Regions from separate parts of the Homo sapiens genome. Here region 2 is linked to region 1. A link is a contact called in ENCODE Hi-C or POLR2A ChIA-PET data. All regions are on one chromosome and are shown on one strand. The core of a region is the stretch at or near the end of the contact, and the rest is flanking DNA. Distances in the headings are between cores, read along the strand shown.

The links. A loop is a pair of places that touch in the nucleus more often than their neighbours do. ChIA-PET counts read pairs that join two places held with the same protein, here RNA polymerase II (POLR2A). Pooled maps may share reads with other maps.
Region 2: a pooled map shows a loop between it and region 1 (2.3-fold over the local background). The contact joins two enhancer-like sites. A Hi-C loop is called at or near these places in 2 of 50 pooled maps. POLR2A ChIA-PET finds 5 or more read pairs at or near these places in 2 of 52 experiments (GM10248 and MCF 10A).

Annotation. Positions count from the first base shown.
Region 1 is chr13:40,058,381-40,063,494 of GRCh38, reverse strand. No RefSeq gene overlaps it. Among named protein-coding and RNA genes, the nearest start is that of LINC00332, 120 kb to the left of the region's middle. RefSeq lists enhancers at 2,857-2,986, 4,233-4,422. Within about 2 kb of position 3,059, at least 8 of the 41 ENCODE cell types and tissues checked have a DNase peak (open chromatin) inside an H3K27ac peak, as active enhancers do.
Region 2 is chr13:40,628,388-40,633,588 of GRCh38, reverse strand. All of the region lies in intron 1 of FOXO1 (forkhead box O1), which reads left to right. Among named protein-coding and RNA genes, the nearest start is that of FOXO1, 36 kb to the left of the region's middle. RefSeq lists an enhancer at 3,406-3,505. Within about 2 kb of position 3,413, at least 3 of the 41 ENCODE cell types and tissues checked have a DNase peak (open chromatin) inside an H3K27ac peak, as active enhancers do.

The sequences.
Region 1 (5,114 bases), core at 1,810-4,309:
CTGCCCAATTTAATTCAATTACTCTTCACCACAAGAGAAAATATGGTTATTATAATGACAGGACCTCTGTGAAGAATGCAGGCTCCCAGCCAGCGACCTGCCAGCACGTTGCCAAGCTGTGAGGAACAGCCACGGTGCAGATGATGCTGATTGGAAGGGATGGGGCAGAGCTGTGCCTGCTCCCGAGCACTCACACGAGTGACTGAATCCTTTGCCACAGTTGCCCAGGGGCACCTTTCCCACAAACCCACAGAGAAGTGGGCATAGCTGTGGCTGAAGCTCAGAGTGGAGCTGCCAGGTTGAGCTGTGACATGATAACTGAATTATTTACCAAATCCTGGGGAGAAGAGAAGAAGCAGAAGTAGTGACAGCAGCAAGCAGAGGAAAGGGAGCTATTTTCCAAGATTACCATTTTAAGAGAAATTTCTTACTTATGGTTCATAAGTCTCTATGACAAATTTGACAACTAAGAAGATAATGTCGACCTGGAATCTTTTCTTCAACTTCATCTTATCCTAACTGCTCGTTACCTCACCATATTTAATAATAATTGAAACCACCATTTACTCGGCATTTACTGTTGGCCAGCTGCTGTTTTCATGGATCCATTCCTGTTGGTCTCTCAAGAATCCTGTGAGCTAAGCGTCCTATTAACCCCATTTTAGAGATGAGAAAAATGAGGCTGCAGGAGACTGAGCAGCCTGCCCAGGGTCATATCGCTAGTAAGTGACAAGATAGGACTTAAGCCAACTGATCACAAAGCCCTTCTTCTTGACCTTTATGCCCTTGGCCTTATTTTCTCAAATTGCCTTTGCCTTTATAGATGTGTCCTCATGTCACTGAAGAGGGAGAAATGCTCCCCAATACTCTCAAGTACATTGGATACACAGAACCTGTGTCTACACGGAATCATATCATCATTTCTTAACCAGTATAGTGGCTGGACACATGGGGCTCTGGGTTCAAATCTCAGCTCTGCCACTTCCTAGCTGCACGGCTACTGTAGGTTACCTAATTCCCTGTGTTTCAGTTCCCTCATGTGCAAATGAGGAGACTATTTCCTCATGGGGTTGTGGAGAGGACTAACAGAATCAACACACTTAAAGCACTTAGAGTGGTACCTGGAAAAATTGTTCAAAAATTAGTGGCTATTATCCATTTTTATCACTTCCCTTCTGAAAGCAAATAATGCAAAAATAGGAGGTGAGAAGGTGAGGGATGTTTTCTTGGCATGCACCCAAGACACTTCCGGAGGTAGTCCAGGGCATATTTGCAGTGCCAATGATAGAGTTAAGCTGGGTGCCATGGTCAAGAGTAGTAATACTGACTACCAGCCTAGCACCCGTGAGGGTGGGGGAGGCTGTAGGAGATCTGAGCAACTCATAAGCAAAATCCTTCTAGGATCGAGTGAAGAGTTCCTTTAACTTTATCTCCTGTCCTAGGCTCTGCCTCTTTTCACTCAGGAGCACAACCAATGGCAGAGACTGGAGGACTGATACAAGACAAGGGGGCAGTACCCACTCCTCAGGCCACCTTGTTAACAGGCACTGGCTGGGCTGATCCACATTCCCTCAGGCCCACTTCCCCCTGCTAAGGAGGAAGAGGGAAGCTGTGACTCTTTTGTAGACCAACTACGAACACAGATAAGCAGGGGCCTCTTGGCCCAGTACTCGGTGTCCATTGACACAGAATGTCCTTCACCCATATCTCTGAGTTTGCCCACATGCTTCCTTTAGAAGCAGTTGGGTCTAGCAGCCTTTCAGGGAATTATGAAAACTCTAAAAACCCACAGGAATTTTCCCAAGCCCTTACCACACATCCCACACTTGCCTGGGTCATCATGGTGACTCTGTTGCAAAGCCAGGGTGAAGCGTCTTCAACCTGAAGACATGTAGTCCAAGTGAAGACATGTAGTCTGAGTGCTTTGAGTCATACTTACATTGTTAATGATCGTTCTTGGACTTGAATTTTATTTTAGGGCCAGGATCACTTTTTCTAGGTGTCATAAATCCAAGCTAATATGCATATCAGTATGTACCAAATAGTACCAGCTTTGGCATCCAGCTATATGGTACTTTTGATGCTAGGGATGGCAGAGCTCAGCATGGGGGAGCTGTTCTTCTCCATCAGAACCCATGTGAGGGCATGTTACTCTGACGTATGGGATGATGTTCACCATGGTCAGTGTCTGTTGTGATTGTTTACAAAGACTTAGTCCTTGTCCTTTGCTTTCAGATCCCAGTGGAGGGCGCAGCTCATTCTAACAGAAGCCAGCTTTTTTTGGGAAGTTTTGACTGAACTTTAGGGAGTTGTGATTCTGAGAATGGTGTTTTCATACAGTAAAGAGTAACCGGTTTGCTGTCCTAACTAGAAATGGTATTTTTTTTTTCTGTGAGATAGTAGCTCCAAGAAATGGGATGAGACTGAATAGAAAAGCAAAGACCTGGCTTCTCTTCTTTGTTCTACACTTTTGAGCAAGTCCTTTTGCCTCCCAGACTCAGTTTCCCCATTGCTGTGGATATTGACATCAATGATTCCTACAGCCCACCCTGTCTCTTGCAAATGAATTGAATTAGTCTTTAATGCCCCAAATGGTTCAGTGGTAAGCACTGTAAATCTAAGTTAAAATTGCTGGTATTACACAAGGGAAATAAATGTTTCCAGCTCCAGGAAGATCAGCAGCTCACAGCTGTAGCTGGAAATGAGGACATACAGGCTGACAAACTGTAGACACGACCATCTCTTGGGTCTTCCGAAGGGAACCTGGGGAGAAAATGGCAGCCCCATCAGGTAACTGCATCAGTGTACCCTGAAGAGATGCTACCTTGATTTCCACACCAGCTGAGCACCTGAATAATTATATTTGAAGCAGCACAGGGCATAGAACAGATTTACTTAGCATCTGGGGAGCCAATTGCACCCAGGCCTGCCCAAACTGGTCTTTCTCATTGCAGGGTGTGGGAGAACATAGGGCTTTGTGGGTCCCTGGGGACCTGCCAGGCCCAAGGCTGTTGCTCAGCTGTGGGAGGCACGCCAGTTCTCAGGTCTGCTAATGAGTGGTGTGGTGTCTGGCAAGGAACTTGCCTGGAGTGAGTGTGACTAACCATGAATCTTTTCAATAATGCTGACAATTCATTCTCTTTTCTCTCCTTTACCCGCTCTCTTTGCTGGAGCTGGCTGAAATAGGAGCAAATTAGTCTCATTCTGGAAAAGGCAGGGCATGATAAAGGACCCCCTAAAAGGTTTCCAGAGCTCCGTGCCTGAATGTTTTGCAGTCCGTGTAATTATCTGACTTGGGTGAGTCGACAGGGTATTTTTTTTGTTGTTATTTTCTACACTCAATAGCAGGTGGCATCTGAAGAAGTGCCTTGTTACTGTTCCACTGGACTATTGAACAAATTTACATTTGACACCAGCAAAGGTAGTGTCATTATTATTCTATGTGTGTTCCAACCCGAACTGATGACCCTCCATTTCCTGTTCAAAGGCTATGTTTCTTTCAAGGGAAAGATAATGTTTCCACCCCTACATGGAAATGTGGTAGACCTTAAATGCCCTGGACTTCTAACCGGGGGTGGGAGCTGAAGAGGGAATGAACCTTTCCTCTTCTCCCTGCTGCCACCCGTTTTGTTGTTTGATTAAGTGTTCTCTGAGTGTCTAACACCTGAGCTGAACCTTGCATTCTCTCACTGGGAAGGTGTGTACCTGTGTGCTGCTGCGTGTCTCTTGGGAAAGTTGGTCATGCCATCTGTTGGTTAGTGAGTTGGAAGGCTTTCAGGTTCTGCTAATATTGGATCGAAACTTTTAGAAAGGAATAGAAGTTGTCTAATGAATGTGGTGTCATCATCATGGGTTAGACCTCTGAGTATGACTCAAACACACTTTCTTAATAACAGAGGAAAAGCATTTAATATTTGAAATACATGAGCAAGTGAAAGAAAAAGAAATACACGGAGAGTTGGAAAGTTTCAAACAGTTTTAACGTTCCTTATTCTCTAAAATAAACATACTGTCTAGCTCAAACCTGCTTTCCACCTTTTCGTATTTAGGCTTGTTTCTTCTTTCTTTCTTGGCCTTGTGGGACTACTATTAACTTCTAAAGAGGTTCAAAATGGTAACTGGAGGTATCAAAGCTATCTTTTCCAGATTAAAACTTGGGACATGTGTTCCAGCATGTGTCAGAATATTTTCAGGAATGATACGTGAATGTATTTAAAATTAGAGTTTTCTCTGACTATTCTGAACATAGAACTCCTTTCATTTTCTGACTACCTTGTATTCAGAGGCATCATAGATTACAGTTTCATGTAGGAGTTGCAACTGATGGCCCAAGGTCGGATCTCGGTTTTAGTCATGTTTTGTATAATGTACAAAATGTGCTGTTGTGTAATGTACAAAATGTACTGTTTCAAAAACCAGGAAATTTCACATAAACATCTAGATTTCTAACTTCTAAAAATTCTAAAATCTGGCAACACTGACTACAGAGGCCCAGAATGGTAATGCTATTAGAACTAAATGGCTGCTGCCTGTTCACAGGATGCTTTGCCACGTGCCTCACCACTGTCTAGTGCCTCATATTTAGCCTTCCTCACCTCTTTCCATTGTGTGTCTGGCCTCTGTAAGCATTTGAATTTGTGTTTGTTGATTTTGTCATACAGTCCACTTGTGGTTGAGGCTTCTGGCTACTCATCATCAGAGAAGGGATATGGCTTCTTGACTTTGGTTGAGTCAGGTCCCATCTCAGAGAGCTGGTCCTTAGTACAAAGTTGGTCATAAGCTGACATCTTATACCTCAGTTATTGAAAACCCCAATACCTCTGATATGTTCCATTTTTGCTTCTTTGATTAGAGTAGATCTCATCATTAATGGGTAGTTTGGTTTATTCCTTGGTATTGTGAAATGAGAGACATAAACATCTTGTATGTATTGTTTGCTACATGCTTGTTCATTGCATTTGGAACCAATTTTGTAACCACAATAACCATTTATAGAAGAGTAGATGGCCGGGTCAGGGGGTGAGAATGGGAAATAAGACAACTATTTGGCTTCTAGAGAATAAATTGATTGATTATGATATATTGAATAAATTAGTAATTCTTTTTTTTTTTTT
Region 2 (5,201 bases), core at 2,164-4,663, 570 kb before region 1:
TCTGTGTTTATGGATTTGCCTGTTGTGAACATTTTGTATAAATGGTATCATTTTACAATATGTGATCTCCTTTGACTGGCTTCTTTGACTTAGCATAACATTTTCGAGGTTTATTCCCGTGGTAGCATGTATCAGTATCATTCCTTTTTATTACCAATTAATATGCCATTGTATGGAAATAGTATATTTTATCCATTTATCAGTTGATTTTAAATAATTTCAAAACCTCCCCACATTTCAAAATTATTGCTGTTATTAATAATGTTTTGATTATTCATGTATAGTTTTTTTATGTGCATATATGTATGTTTCATTTCTCTTGGTTTGGGTATATACCTAGGAATGAAATGGCTTGGGCCATAAGAACTGTTTGTTCGACCTTTTGAGGAACTGTCAAACTGCTGAAAAGTGGCTGCACCATTTTACATTCCTACCATGAAAGGTATGAGTATTCTCATCTCTCTACAACCTTGATGACACTTGTTATTGTCTTGTTTATTTTAGCCGTTCTAGTGGGTGTGAAGTGGTATCACTGTAATTTTGTTTTCCATTTTTCTGATGCTAAATAATGTTAAGCATCTTTTTATATGCTTATTGGCTATTTGTATATCTTCTTTGGAGAGATATCTACTCAGATCCTTCGCCCTTTTTTTTTCTTTTCCTTTTTTTTTTTTTTTGAGATGGAGTTTCACTCTTTTGCAATGGCACAACTTCAGCTCGGATTCAAGTGATTCTCCTGCCTCAGCCTCCCAAGTAGCTGGGATTACAGGCATGCACCACTATGCCCAGCTAATTTTTTTTTATTTTTAGTAGAGACAGGGTTTCACCATGTTGGCCAGGCTGGTCTTGAACTCCTGACATCAGGTAGTCTGCCTGCCTCAGCCTCCCAAAGTGCTGGGATTACAGGCATGAGCCACTGTGCCCGGCTCTTTTTTTTTCTTTTCTTTTTTTGAAATGGAGTCTTGCTCTGTCGCTCAGGCTGTAGTACAATGGCACTATCTCAGCTCACTGCAACCTCCGCCTCCCGGGCTCAAGAGATATTCGTGCCTCAGCCTCCCAAGTAGCTAGGATTACGGGTGCCCACCACCACCCCTGGCTAATTTTTGTGTTTTTAGTGGAGATGGGGTTTTGCCATGTTGTCCAGGCTGGTCTCGAACTCCGGGGCTCAAGTGGTCCCTTTGCCCATTGTTAAATTGTGTTATTTGTCCTTTTAGTACTGAGTTTTAAGAATTCTTCATATATTCTAGGTACTAATCCCTTATATATATGATTTACAAATAATTGCTCCCATTCTGTGGGGTTTTTGTGTTTTGTTTTTGAGACGGAGTCTCGCTGTGTCACCCAGGCTGGAGTGCAGTGGCGTGATACTGGCTCACTGCTACCTCTGCCTCCCAGGTTCAAGCTATTCTCCTGTCTCAGCCTCCTGAGTAGCTGGGACTACAGGCATGTGCCACCACACCTGGCTAATTTTTTGTATTTTTAGTAGAGATGGGGTTTCACTGTGTTAGCCAGGATGGTCTCCATCTCCTGACCTCGTGATCCACCTGCCATGGCCTCCCAAAGTGCTGGGATTACAGTCATGAGCCACCATGCCCTGCTGGGTTTTTTCATTTTTTTTGGAGGTAGTGTCCTATTTTTTTAAAATTTGTGGTAAAATATACATAAAATACACTATCTTAACCGTTTTAAAACGTACTGTTCCGTGACATTAAGTACTTTCATTTTGTTATGCCAACCCATTGTAATCACCATCCATCTTCAGAACTCTTTTCATCTTGCAAAACTGTAACTTTGTGTCTGTTAAACAATAACTTCGCATTTCCTCCTTCTTCAGGCTTTTGACAGCCACCATTCTACTTTCTGTCTCTATGAATTTGACTACTTTAGGTCCTTTATAGGAGTGGAATCCTATTTTGTGACTGGTTTATTTCACTTAGCACAATGTCTTCAAGGTCCATCCATGTTGTAACTTGTGTCCTACTCTATTCTATGTATATATCACATTTTGTTTATCCATTCATCCCTCAATGGACACCTTTTGGGTGTTGTGAATAGTACTGCTGTGAATATGGATGTACAAACGGTGGTGTCCTTTGAAGCAAAAATGTTCTTAATTTTGATGAAGTCCAAAGTATCTATTTTTTTTTCTTTTGTAGCTTGTGCTTTTGGTGTCATGTCTAAGAAACCATTGCCTAATCCAAGATCGGAAAGATTTATCCCTATGTTTTCTTCTAAGAGTTTAATGTATTAGTTCTTACATTTAGGTCTTTGATTCTTTTGAGTTGATTTTGGTATATGCCATGAGGTCACAGTCATAGTTTATGGAATGCGGCCCTAAACTTAAGCTCTAGTTGTTGGTCTGCTTTGGTTATGCTGAAAAGTTGCAGCATAAATACTTTTCGCAGGGATCCCTCCTCCACAATGCTGCCACTCCACCCTGCAGGACTCTAAGTCCAGCCTCTCTTGGCCCTGAATGATTGAGAACTCTGGAACAAAGACCTTGGCAATAATGTTTTTATATCCATTTCATTTTTCCTCATTGGTCATAACGGCTTTATTCTTTCTCACTTATCCACCCCACAACATAATTTATGTTAGGTGGAAAATTGCCCCTAACTTTAGTAAGCCTCTTTGGGGTGGGAAAATCCTCACCTGTATGGAGGCATTGCCCCTTGATTCTTGGTTTCTGAACCACATTCCTGCAGAGTGGTGCCCTGCGGGAATCTTGGTATTATACTTTAAGGCAACTTCCTTCCCATTTAAGAAATTAAAAAGATTTAGACAAAGAAAAATGACAGAGTGGTGTTGAGGAGTGGTGTTGGCAAAGCTTGTAGTCTTCACAGTATGGGAAGGGAAAAATAGTTTTAGGCTCTTTCCCTATTTGCCAGGCCAGTCATTAAGTGACAAGCTTTTCCTGGTTTTTCCTTTTTTTTTTTTGAGAAGTTTTGCTCCCACGCCCAGTCTGGAGTGCAGTGGCGCGATCTCGGCCCACCCCAACCTCCACCTCTTGGGTTCAAGCAATTATCCTGCCTCAGCCTTCCGAGTAGCTGGGATTACAGGCGCGCGCCACTGCACCTGGCTACATTTTTGTATTTTTAGTGGACACGGGGTTTCACCATGTTGGCCAGGCTGGTCTTCAACTCCTGACCTCAGGTAATCTGCCACCTTGGCCTCCCAGCATGCTAGGATTACAGGCGTGAGCTACTGCACCAGGCTGGTTTTTCCATGTTGACAAATGATTTTTGCTTTTCAGTGGGAACAAAAAGAAGAACAAAAGCAAACAGCCCCAGACTGTTTAGAAGGATCCCCTTGGCTTGCCCTGTGTGTAAACGACACCGAGATTTTCTGTATAATCAGAGATTCTCAAGAGTTTCAGTTCCCCTTGCTGTTTAAATTAGCAGGACTTGAATTCCTAGAACAAATATGCCTAGCATTGTGGCAGGACTGGAGTTCCTGGTTTAGCTACTTATATTTTAAACCTCCTTCCCTTATTTTTTGGACATAGAAAGGTAGAAGATATAATACTATCAATTTTTTTGAAGTGGTGGGCATTATTTTGTAAATTAAAAATGTTAGATGTAATGTAGTTAAAGGTTCTTATCACTTGACTGCTGAGCACAAGAAAAGCCCAAACCAGGCTACTTGTTGTAGGTCCTCTGGTTTCAGAATGATTTATGCTCACTTTACTAGCACATATTTAGTTGCCTTGAACCTTCTCAACTGTAGCTTCCTCTTACAGAACACAGTGCCCCACAAGGAGACTTTGAATCTGTGATCTCCTCCCAGGTTTTAGCCGAAGCCCACAACCCACTGAGCATGTGAAGCAAGGGCCATTGGTGGATGGGTCTTATGTCCATATGCAGGTTGAATATTCCTAATCTGAAAATCTAAAATCCTAAATGCTCCAAAATCTGAAACTTCTTGAGTGGCAACATGATGCTCAAAGGAAATGCTCAGTGGAGGGTTTTGGATTTTTGGATTAGGGATGCTTAACTGGTAAGTTTAATGCAAATGTTCCAAAATCTGAAAAAATCCAAAGTCCAAAATGCTTCTGGTTCCAATCATTTTGGATAAGGGATAGTCAGTCTGCACTTGATATACCTCTAGAGGCTGTGAAATCTTAGGCAGTTCAAAAGTCATGTTGTTTGGCTGGGTGCAGTGGCTCACGCCTGTAATCCCAGCACCTTGGGAGGCCGAGGCGGGCAGATCACCTGAGGTTGGGAGTTCGAGACCAGCCTGACCAACATGGAGAAACCCCATCTCTACTAAAAATACAAAATTAGCTGGGCGTGGTGGCGCATGCCTGTAATCCCAGCTACTCGGGAGGCTGAGGCAGGAGAATAGCTTGAACCCGGGAGGCGGAGGTTGCAGTGGGCCGAGATTGCACCACTGCACTCCAGCCTGGGCAACAAGAGTGAAACTCTGTCTGAAAAAAAAAAAAAAAGTCATGTTGTTTTAACTATTCATTGCCATTTGTTGGTTGGGCCTCTTCAACCATTGTGATCCAATCCTAGTTCAATCCCTTGTTGAATTCAAGTATTGAGGTCTTAGGATGAATGAACAAGGCTTTGGGCTGGCACATAAAGGTGGGACACCCACAGGTCCTGCTCTTTGGGAGTTTGGGTAAGTGTATTTTATTCCCGAGATGCACTTGTAAAAATATACATGGTAGGCCATAGGTGGTCTCACAGTTTGTCTGTAGTAGTACAGTTACTGTTTGATTCAGGGGAGTGAGAGGTGAGTCTGTTTCAGAGCAGGTGCCTGGGGGACAACCTGGAGAGGAAGGTTGAGCCTGCAGGGCTTTGGATGTGTGAAGGTAATGATTCCCAGTAGTGTTTTGTATTATTTCAAAGTACTTCTATACCATTGTTACCTCCCACCAGGTCTCATCTGCTTCTGTCAGTAGGTTGGCCATGTCCCCATTTCACAGATGAGGAAACTTGGCTTTGAGAGTGTGGCTTGGTGCAACTGAGATTTGGGTCTAGATCGTATGAGTCGATTCCACTATACATTTTCTAGGAAGTGGTAGTAGCGTGAACAAAAAAGCTGAAGAGGACGGACTCAGGTAGCATGGTGAGTTCTTTGGGACTGGGGAGGGGAAGGGTGAAAAGTGCAGAAAGGGATGAGGGGGTTGTACAGTGACAAGGTTTGTCCAGACAAGTTGCGAGAGTGCCCGGGAAGACTGAAACCCTCACGGGGTG